Regions from separate parts of the Mus musculus genome. Here region 1 is linked to region 2. A link is a contact called in ENCODE Hi-C data. All regions are on one chromosome and are shown on one strand. The core of a region is the stretch at or near the end of the contact, and the rest is flanking DNA. Distances in the headings are between cores, read along the strand shown.

Region 1 (5,818 bases), core at 3,286-5,785, 170 kb after region 2:
TCCATTTTATGTTCCCTAAACGTGGTAGAGTTGGGGCTGAACTTTCTAAATGGGAGAAATATTTTTTGTGGGTAATTCTTATGTACCAAGCACTGAGGTAAGTATTTTCTTTGCACTATTTTCTTTCCCTAAAAATGCCTGTATAAATGAGCCTCATGGCTGCTATAGTGTCCCTCTTACAAATGGGACAGTCTATACCCAGGGAGAAAATGATGTGTTCAGCACCCCAGGATTAGCAATAGGAACAGACTTCAGATTACAAAGTTGTAGTCAGTTCTCATGAAAAATAGCTATTATTCCTAGCCAAGTTTCAGAAGTATCTTCATGTTAGGGCTGTATGCATTGAGCTTAGGCTTGGAGCTGGTGTCTATAGCTGTAGAACAGGGGAAACAAGCATTGTTTGTGAGGGGTAAGTAGAAAATGTCTGTGAAACAGGAACCAGTACAGTTTGGGCTTCTGAACACCAGCAGTGCGGTTGTTGGGCAGTCTGCTTGATGCTTGGCCCAAGTGTACTTGTTTGAGCTTAAAGGAAGGTTTGCTTGAGTGGAGGCTGGAGTTGTAGGAGTTAAAAAAAAAGTCTTAGAAGAAAACTGGAGTAACCAGAAGAATGATGTGCTCATGCTCTTATAGAAAGTTGGCTCTAGCTCACCTACTGATTACAGTCTATGCATCCCTATTCATCAGTGCAGGGGCTAGAAAGGCAAGTGTCTTCACTACTAAGAAAGGACAGTTGGAGATGAAGGTGCATGACACGGTCTCACAGTGTCAGAGCTATTTACGTTTTACTTCCAATCATGTTGTTTCATGTCTGACTTCAAACAACAGATAATTGTGGTTCTGGTGCCTTTAATCCCAGCCCTCAGGAGCCAAGGCAGAAAGGTTGAGAGTTCAAGGCCAAGGCTGAGCTACAACCTGGACTAGCCTGGCCTGTAAAATGACACCATCTCAAAACTTTAAAACTTTTAATTAAAAATAGATGACTAGATGTTATTTAGGAAATTGATTTTGTAGACTAAATATTTGAAAGCATGGCATGCAAAGACCATAACGGGAGACTGTTTTGAGCCAATATCTTATATCACAAATAAAATAAAACATTTTATTATATCACCACATCTTTTTTCTACTAGATTACTGTAATGGGTTTTTACATTCTTAACCCTGTGTTAAAGGCATGTAGCTTATCCCACAAAGAAAAAGCTGCATTGGTAATAAGGATTTCTCTAAGGAGACCCTAGTGGCCTCCTCTTAAGGCTTCCTTACTAAAGCCATCATAGTTGCCTGTAGCTTTATATAGAGCAGCCTTTTATATAACAGCAAATAAGCAGTTAAAAAAGAACTTAAAATTAATGGTGGGTAGGTTGCCCACCATCGTGTTCCATACATATTGGATGCATGACTGTTCTCACTTTGCAGCTGTCATGTGATAAGCCCATGATCTCATCATCTGTTCCCAGTTGGTCCTCTCAGCAGCTCAGAAAGATTCTCTTGGCTTTACCTTCCCCCCAAAGACACTAACTTGGGAAGACAGGTACTGTAGGCCATTGTAGGCTCATCCTGACAAAGGGGACTCACAGGAAGTACTGGGAAGTTCAAGTTGGGTGGCAATTTAATTTTTTCTTTTACTTTAGGTCTTTACCAGACAGATTATAAACAAGCAATAAAAAACATGGCAATATGGCTACTTACTGAATTACTAAAACTCCCTTTTGGACTTTAGAGCAGTACAAATCATGGTACTGCACAAGCTTATAAAACGGTCACATATAAACCAGAGGGTAATATACAAGCTTATGCAACGGCAATATATTAACTTTTGCATGTCAAAAAAATTTAACAAAAAAAATATTTTTAAAAGCCCAACAGTTCCCAGTCCCAGCATTGAAAGTTACGCTGGATGAAGCCCATAACCCATCCAAACAAGGCCTTTAACCTCTGGTTCTTAACCTGTGGCTCAGATAGCCTGCATGCCACATGCTTTCTAAGATTCAGAACTGTAGCAAAATTACAGTTGTGAAGTATCAGCAACATGCTTGTACCGTTGAGGACCACTGCAACAACGTTAGACAGCAAAGGTGGCTTCCTGGTGGAGGGTTCTGCCTCTTGATGCTTTTTGTGCTGGATAGTCAAAACTATTGAAAGATGCTATTTTCATGGAAATACTTCAGTGCTTTTCGTAAAGCTAGAAGTAGGAGAAGGCTCCAAGTGTCTGGTGTGAGCATGTGAGCTGGTTCAGCAGGTGAGTGGGGGGTGGGGGGCGGTGAGGTGAGTGTGTGTGAGGGGGTGCTGGTTGGAACTCTTGTCTCTGTGGTCATAAAGTCTGCTTGCCAGTGCTGGTGCTAGAGAGCATCAGATTTCCAATCTTGTTCATTTGCAGTTTTACTATAGAAAATAAGACACGGTGGCTTCGAAGACTGAAATGCAATATTCTACATTAAGATCTCAGATTATTTACTACTCAGGGCAGAGGGTTGTCTTTGCTTTGTGTGCTAACAAAGTCTGAATCTCCGGGCCCCACAGGATGGATTTCCCGACTTCCAGGAATCTGTGCCAACACTCTTCCAGCAGGCCAGAGCCAAGAGCGAGGAGCTTGCAGGGCTCGGTTCACAGGTAAGGCACCTGCCGTGACTGTCATGGGAATAGCTATAGGTTGGGGGTAGGTGGGTGCTTCAGCTAGCTTCCACTTGATGTTTGTGAGGATACAGTTTGTTTCTGCTTGTTGTTAAATGTCTTCTGGTCCTCAGCTTTATCTGTCTGATGGCAGGAACATCTTGGTTTCATTTGGCTCATGAACAGAATCTGATAAGCTGTTACTTACTCTCTGTAGTTCTGTAGGAAGTGACACATTCTTTGAGTATCAGGGAAAACAGCCATTTTGGTACAACTCTTAGGTAAAATAGCACAAGATCTCAATAACATATCGTCAACATTGCTACTCTTACCCCATTTAAAGCATTACTGAACAATTGTTAAATTAGTGTGTAGCTTTGGATAATTTTATTAATTTCTGTGTATATGTCAGGGGGTGCATGCTTGTGTGGGTGCACAAGGGTGCTGGTAGGTGTACTCATGTGTGCACCTGTTTATAGAGGCCAGACGGAAGCCTTGGGTGTGGTTCCTCAGGGTCCACCCACCTTGATTTTTTTGAGACAGGGCTCTTGTTAGCCTTGTTCTTATTTGTTCTTCTAGCTGGCTGCAGAGCCCCAGGAACCCAGCTGGATCTGCTCCCCACTACTGGAGTCATGGCGCATACCTCCCAGCTCAGTTCTTCATGCTGGAGTCATGGCGCATACCTCCCAGCTCAGTTCTTCATGTGGGTGCTGGGATTTGAATTTGGTTTCTCAGGCTTCTACAGCCAGTACTGTGTGCTACAATAGCTATCCTCCTACCCCAAAATCTTAGTCAATTTTTAACTATGTATGTGCTCAGAAGTGGACATTTCCAAAGTCCGTGTGTGAATGTCCCTTTTAGACAGAACTGCAGACCTGTTTGCAGGCCCGTTTAGTATTGCCAAACCTTGCTACTATGTTTCCCTCCCAGAATGGCCTGTTGAAATGTCCCCAGTTAACTTGCCAAAATGAAGTTGTTACCTTTGATCTGGTTTGTACATGTCTAGAAAAGTAATAAGGGTATTTCTTCTGTTTTTTAATCCATTATGTGTTCCATCTATTGATTTTTAAAATTGTGAATCATGACTTTTGTAACCAATTTTACATAGTGGCATTCTTATAGTACTTTTATATAACATGATAATGAATCATATCTGCATTTTGACTATTACTTCATTGGCAAATGTCATATAGACACACTGCTTTGAATATCACATGCAAGTAATTTAAAGCAGAACACAGAAAAGGAGCCTCTAAAACACGTGCAGAGGTGACCTCATATGTCACACAGCAGCCTTCTGTTTCAAACATGTCCATCTATGCGTGGTTTGGAAATGCTGCTTCACTCTGGGATGGAGGCAGAGATCCTTGCTGGCAGGGATGCCTCTCTGCATAATTTGCATTGTTTAATTTTGGTGGGAGGTGTGTTTGTCTTGTTCTTCTAGACAAGCATTTTACACCTTTTCTCCTCCAAGCAGGCTGTCATCATAGCAGAATCTGGGTAGCGCCAAATCCTAAAATAAGATGCCAGGATTTCACCCTGTGCTCAAAGCAGTTGACAGCAGATGTTGCTGCTGCTCTTAGGCTCTTTTTTTCCATCTTCTTTCTTTCTTGATTTCTTTTCTTTTTTTCTATTTTAGAAAGAAGGGGAAATCCTTTAAAGGACTCAGAACCTTGGGAAACAAAGTGAAGCTTACATTGGCTTTGAGTTTACATAGAGTTCTCTTTATGGGACTGAAAGGAAACCTTTTGAACAAACCTGGTGTCTTACATGACACAAGCATGCATTCATAGTTATGGAGGCAGATATACATCCACAGGAAGTGTGAGCTCCTTTTAATAAATACTAAATGCATTCGCTGGTGTCTCAAATTAGCAGCATCAGGCCATGAAGAAATCTAGAATGCTTTAGTTATTGCTTTTATCTTTGCTTTACTCACTAGCAGGCTGAAAAGGGGATGGCGAAGCAGATGGAGCTCCTGTGTGCCCAGGCCGGGTATGAGAGGCTGCAGCAGGAGAGGAGACTCACGGCCGGGCTCTACAGGCAGAGCTCCGGCGAGCAGAGCCCTGATGGCGGCCTGCCTTCTGATAGCTCTGATGGACAAGGTGAGCCTCTGCAGTGACTGGCCACTTGCCTCTCAAAGAGAAGTGGGGAGAATGGATTCCTTTATGTCTTGAAGGGATCATATCTGCAGAAATCCATTTTCACTAGTCCCTTTTCAGAGGAAAGTGGTCATCCTGCATCCTGTATATTTTAATTTCTAAAAGTCCTTACGTTTTATTATTCCTGTACTGTAGCTTGCGCATGTGTAGAGGCTTGGTCAGGACAGGGATGTGCGAATACAGCCCATTTCCCCTAAGAAACAGATTCCGTCAAAGATGCTGCTTTGCTGATAGCACCTGTTTCCTTGTGGTGCTAGGATTGAACCCAGGGCCTTCCACTGAAGTACACCCTCACCTTTTCCAAACGACAGAAACATCGTTCTTTAAATTTCAAAAATCAATTTGTCTAAAATGTATATTTGTTTCCTAACACAAGTCTGTGTTAGAAAGCTGAGTCATGAGTGTTTTTACTACTCTGAAAAAAAAAATGTTTTTGGCTTTTCTCCTGTCTTCAGTATGAAGAAAACCCCATGTCATTGTCATCCACTCATTGAAAAGGTTTTTTGAAGTGTTTTCTATATGCCAGGCAGGCCTCCAAGGCCAGAAGGCAGAGCAGTGCAAAAGACATCCTTGCTTATGCACAGCTTAGCTTCAAGTAGCGAGGAATGGTGTGTAGCCCTGTAAATCGGTCCTTAGCTTCAATATCAGTAAATAGTATACTGAAGGATATTGTCTTATTTTATGTATTATTTACTTTCTAGTAAGTGCTTAGTATTGTTAATAATTTCTTTCACCAAGTAAGAGTCCATCTTTTAAAACATGATTTAAGTTCATAACTTAACCTGTTAAAAAGTAACAGGTTTTGATGTGGTATTTCATGCAGTATTTTCCTCCCTCCAACAGCCCCTTTCTTGTAACACATACCATATTACACTCTCTCCCTTCACCCTCCATAAAATCCCTTCTTCCTATCATCCCCTTTCTGGTTTCATCACACACACACACACACACACACACACACACACACACACACACACACACACACACACATATATGCGTGTGCAGTGTGCGCGTGTGTGCATCTAGGTTCAACATACAAAAGAAAC
Region 2 (5,326 bases), core at 2,272-4,771:
GCCCCTCTCCACTCTATCACCAGTACACCCTAAACTAGAAGGTAAGGCTGGCTACACTTAGCCTCTAGCTAAGGACTACCTTTCTTGTTCCTCCCAGATGTGGAGGCCAAGAAGTGGCAAGAATCTTGGTTTTGACATCAGTGTGTGGATAAGGCATTTCTTGGTTAGAACTTCTGGATTTCCCCTGTCTTCAACAGGTTAAGGAACGTGCAGATGGAATTAACCACTTACATTACTAAAAGCCTCAAGTCACGTTTATGTGAACCAACGAGACAGACCCCTCAGTTCCCTAGAAGTATCATTCAGCTTATAAAATTCAGCTAATGTAGCGTGGGGATGACAGTGGTGCCCCCACCCACACTTCTGTGTCTTTATTTTCTACTGTCTCAGTTATTTTGGGTCAACCATGATCCAAGTTATTAAATAGAAACTTCCAGAAATAAACAATTCACAAGCTTCAAGCAGCTGCTGAGTTTATTGTTAGTAATGTTGTATTATTAGTCATTGTGAATCCTTAACCATCCTAACTTGGACATTGTTTCAGTGGGGCAGGAAGAGCACACATGGGGCTCAGTGCTCTGGACCCGGGGTCTCAGAAGGGACAAAGGAGCACTGCTGTACACATTTTTAAAAAACCCTTGCATCTCCTGCTTTGTTAATAAGTCAAAAGTAAATGGCTCCTTTAACGCTTTTCTTGCTATTAGTTTCTTTAATGCCTCAGTATATTTAGCTTAAAAAGTTGAGTCAGACATATGGTAAGAATATTTAGTCATAACCCGAGGAGCAGGCAGTACTTAAACCTACTCATCAAGTCTTCTAAAAATGAAAACCACAAGCACTTCTCAAGCCTGAGCAACTACTTCCCATAAACAAACAAACAAACAAAAAACAAAAACAAAAACAAAACAAACAAGAAAACCTTCATCACCATTCCCCTCTGGGAACCTAGCCTTCCACAATTTGCAACCAGAAAATTGATCCTCTAATGTGACCAGAACCAGAATACAGTAAACGCTGCCACTGGCTTCATTAAACTGGTTCCTTCTTCCTTGTGGGAGTTCAAGGATAATGAATGGGTCCAGATGCAGTTGCTATCTTTCTTGGTATTTAGTTTAATTCACATTTTTCAAAGATGTAAACTACATAAGTAACATGTCTCTTGTACCAGTACCAGTTTGTTGTTTTTAACCTGAATATAAAACTTAATTTTTCTTTCTCCAGTGTCATGAGAATGGAACTGAAATTAGCACATCCTAACTAACACACATACAGGTCGGATTCTACCTTTAGACATTTTCTTTTGCCACAGAGGAACTTCAAATGACCTCTTGTTGGAGTGGAAGCATGGGACGTCATTCCAGAGCCTCATGTGAAGGGAAGCAGTGTTCGTGGATCTGACCTACTGGTTTCAAATTAAGAGTCATGCTTGACTTGCCGTTTCTCTTCTATGACAAGCGTCTGCCTTTTCTACAAATAGGGTATCAGAGGGCTGGCCTTGGAATGGATGTTCTTCGTGCCATGGCAGCGTGTAAGTACCCAAAGCAGATTCTCAGAGTTGGAAAGGGTCTTAGACGTCATCAGAGGCAACCCACCCCCACCCCCCCAGTCTTCCATTACACTCAATTTCACTTGCTGAGGCTTCAAGTTTTTGTGTTCAACCAAGGTCTGAAAATATTAAATGAAAAAAATCTTTCAAAGTAGAAATATGTAAGTTCAAATAATTTTTCCACAATATTTTATTGTAATGAATTGTAATAACTATCTCTTGCTCTGATTTATAATTATAAATCTCTTGCTGTGATATGTAATGTACACACACACACACACACACACACACACTGGGTGGGGGGGGGCATGTAAGGTTCGGTACTGCAGTGCTTTTTTAAAAAATACATTCCCTGTGGGTGAGAGAGATTATTGTCTAGCTGTCTCATCACAGGCCCCTCATAAGACCATAGCTTTTACAGTAGCAGCAGTTCTTAGACCTAGCCAACCAAGGGTTCCCAAGGTGTCACTCAACACTGCAGGACAGTGATCCCCTCCTATGTGAACGTAAGGAATATCTGGAATGGCAAGACAGAAGTTGCCATTTTCTTTTCAGCTGTGAACTGGAATTTTATCATCTCCTGGGTATCTTACACTTCTCAGAAAGAAAGTCCTGGTGAACATTTACATGCGTCTTTAACACAACTGAGGACTATTAAGCTAGGCGCAACAGTACAGCTCTGAAAACCCTTCACCTGGGAGGTAGAGGCAGGAATGTTGTACAGCCAAGGCCAGCCTGGTCTATGTAAAAATCTCCAGATCTGCTAGGGCTATATGGTGACCCATACAGCAGCAAAACTTGAAAAACTGAGTTCCTTGAAGCAAATAAAAGGAGCAGAAATAATACCTGTGTGCCCTGGAGAATACGACACCTACAGGTTAAATCAACAACTGCACTAGAGCCCAAGATTCTGAATCTATATAACTACTTCTACCCCTCTGCTGCCACGCCCAGGAGCCCTCCTCCTCAAACTGTTTTATATTTTCACAAGTACCTATTATATTTACTACCAATTCTTTGTTCTCTAGCATGTAAAATGGGCATATATGAATAATCAGTATAAGACAATGCAGTTAGAGCAAATCAGCCCTGCATAGCACAAAATAGTTAATTAACACATTCCTGTTCAATGAAAAGCTGACCACAGACCGTCCCCTAAGGTGTAACTCACTGCAAGATACCAGTATGGGCACAAGGTGTGACAGAAGCTAATAACTGCTTACTGAACATCCATTCTCTCTTTCAGTCTTAGACACCCTACTAACTTTGTCGGTGTCGGAATATTATCCAATTGAAAGTCTGTATCTTGACAGCCTCCCTTGAGTCTGTAAGTGACCATGTAATGAAGAATACAAACAAGCAATCTTTTGAAGGATGTAGTGAATGGTAGAAATAAATGTTAAACTCGTGGAGACTGCGTTTTGCTGCTACAGCTTTCTGAGCCAGAATCTTAAGCACCCCAAACAGTCTGAGTAGCTCACTGAGACTTCCTGTGCACCTGGTTCAATGCTGGAGCATCAGCAGTATTTTGCATATGACCAGCTACCCAGGTCACAGCAGCCAATCAGAAACAGAATTTCGGTTCCTTTCTGAAGCTTCTATCCTTCTCTAGCCTTGAGTTTCCTGAGATTTCTGAAGACAGATAAAATAAGGTTTCAGACATAAACTGCAGACAAAGGGCCAGCTGTGCGGTTGTCCAGCGGTGTGATCCTGAACAAACCAAAACACTGAAGTATCCGATGCCCGCAGACAGGGGCGGGGCCTGGCCGCGGCCGCGCGTGACCCTGCGGCGCCGAAAGGAGGCCCCCCCGCCCGGAGCCGGGGTTACCTGACATCGCTGCCTCCTCGTCGTGCACCGCGCTCGCTGGCAGTGTAGCCAGGGGCTGCAGCCAGAGCACCAGCCACCACAACCTAGGCAGCATCGCGGCCAGAGCGGCGGAAGTGGCGCAGCGGACCAAGAGCGGGAAAGCGGAGGGAGGGGATTGCAGGGGCGGAGCCGGCTGCGGCCCCGCCCTTCCGCGGTCCGCCGAGCGGCTCTCCCAGTGGCCTCCAGGGGGCGATCACCTGCCTTCCCGATTCTTGCTCCTGGGCCAGCTTGCAGAGTTGGCGGGCAGTTTAAAACACGCCGGAGCCCCGCGCAGGGTTCTCAGAGCACTGGTGCGGGCCACTCAGAAAGGCAGGCTCTTCACATGCACCCTCTCAGAAATAAGACCAGCAAGCCCCACTTAGACAAAAGCCTGACTTGTTTGTTTGTTTGTCCCTCCTTTCACCTCTTCCTTTTTTTTTTTTTAAGCAACAAGTTGAGAAATTTGGTGCTTAAATAATTTGTGTCTAAGCTCATGAACACAGTATCTTTCAAAAAAAAAAAAAAAACCCAAAAGGGTTATATAAGTTCACTATTAATAAAGTGTTACTTTAATAGAGATCTGGAGGCTGGAGAGATGGTCCAGTGCTTAGGAACACTTATCGCTCTTCCAGAGAACCCATGTTTCCCAGCGTGCACATGGCAGCAGCCCCAAACATATGTAACTACAGTTTCATGGAATCAACTGCCCTCTTCTGAATTCTGCAGACATATGGTACACAGACATACACACAAGCTAAACACCCATACACTTAAATTAAAAAATAAGCCTTCTTTTAAAAATGAGATTGTATTTTTAAAAATTCAAAGATATAGTGAGTGTTCTAAACATAACCAACCTGGCAGAGATGATAGCTCTCTAAAGTCAGCCTATTGAGACAGAAGACTCCAAGAAACTGGAATGCTGCACAGTAAACCACTCTGGGGAGCAGAGAAAGCCACCACCAACCACAAGAGAATAGTCTGTCCTAGAAAGAGACTCACAGTTTCTGAGCCCTATGGTTTATTGATGATCAGGATAATTCTGTGTTAAGAGCAAGCCTTCTTTGGTCTCTGGAAACCTTTCAGTGTGACTTACTATTTCATACTTGAAGTAGGGCAGAAGAGTGTGGTGGTAGTGGACTGTAATCCCACCATTTGAGAAACAGAGTTAATGATGGGTAAGGTGAGCCTAAGTGGCATAGGGGATCCAAGGCTAGTCTGGCTACATGAGACCTAATTTAACCTTCCTCTGATCCCCATCCCTGCCCCACCACACACACAAAGCTAGAGTAAGAAGTTGTGTTCTTTTCTCTAATTCCAGTCTTCCACTAACAGCACTAAGCTCGATATAATAGAAATCTTTTTTTTTTAATAACTCAGCTTCAATTTTTTTTAATGGTCTAAATAGGAAAGAATGTCTCTGAGTTATCTAAAGGAGGCTTTCACCAAATGCCCCGTATATGTGTATACCTAGTATGTGGCTGTAAAAGCTCAGAGTTTTTTTTTTTAAGGAAATTATTAGGGGCTGATTTTTAAAAATAAACCTTCATTATTGGAATCTGTCCTTTATCATTTTTTTTCCCTGGATCCCCTTGGTATGCCTCTTGCAAAGCAACTTTTTGCTCCAATTCTGTTCAAACTGGTTTGGTTAATTTGGGATAATGCTAAGGAAAGCAACTGAAAGAAACATATCACCAAATGACTAATGTACTTTCTTAAAGCTGTCTTCAATAGATAGAGAACAAGCAGAGACATATGTTTGCAGCGCTGATCAAAAAACAAAACAAAACAAAACAAAATTAAACCATCTAATTACTAAATTGGTAGATGAATTGAATAGGTTGTTTTCAAAGGTAAAAATACAAATGGTCAATAAATATTTAATATCCTTAGGTATGGTGGCTATTTTTGGTCATCAACTTGACTACATCTGG

The links. A loop is a pair of places that touch in the nucleus more often than their neighbours do.
Region 1: a map of adrenal gland shows a loop between it and region 2 (2.7-fold over the local background). The contact joins the enhancer-like site here to the promoter of Nemp2 in region 2. A Hi-C loop is called at or near these places in 1 of 37 maps with a recorded cell type or tissue (adrenal gland).

What each region holds. Positions count from the first base shown.
Region 1 is chr1:52,463,682-52,469,499 of GRCm38, reverse strand. Nab1 (Ngfi-A binding protein 1) reads left to right here. Exons shown (of 8, transcript NM_008667.3): 5 at 2,521-2,610; 6 at 4,553-4,715. Among named protein-coding and RNA genes, the nearest start is that of Gm23460, 22 kb to the right of the region's middle. Within about 2 kb of position 4,535, at least 1 of the 3 ENCODE cell types and tissues checked has a DNase peak (open chromatin) inside an H3K27ac peak, as active enhancers do.
Region 2 is chr1:52,628,900-52,634,225 of GRCm38, reverse strand. It overlaps Nemp2 (nuclear envelope integral membrane protein 2), which reads right to left and starts at 3,521. Exons shown (of 9, transcript NM_001142647.1): 1 at 3,375-3,521. The coding sequence starts at 3,468.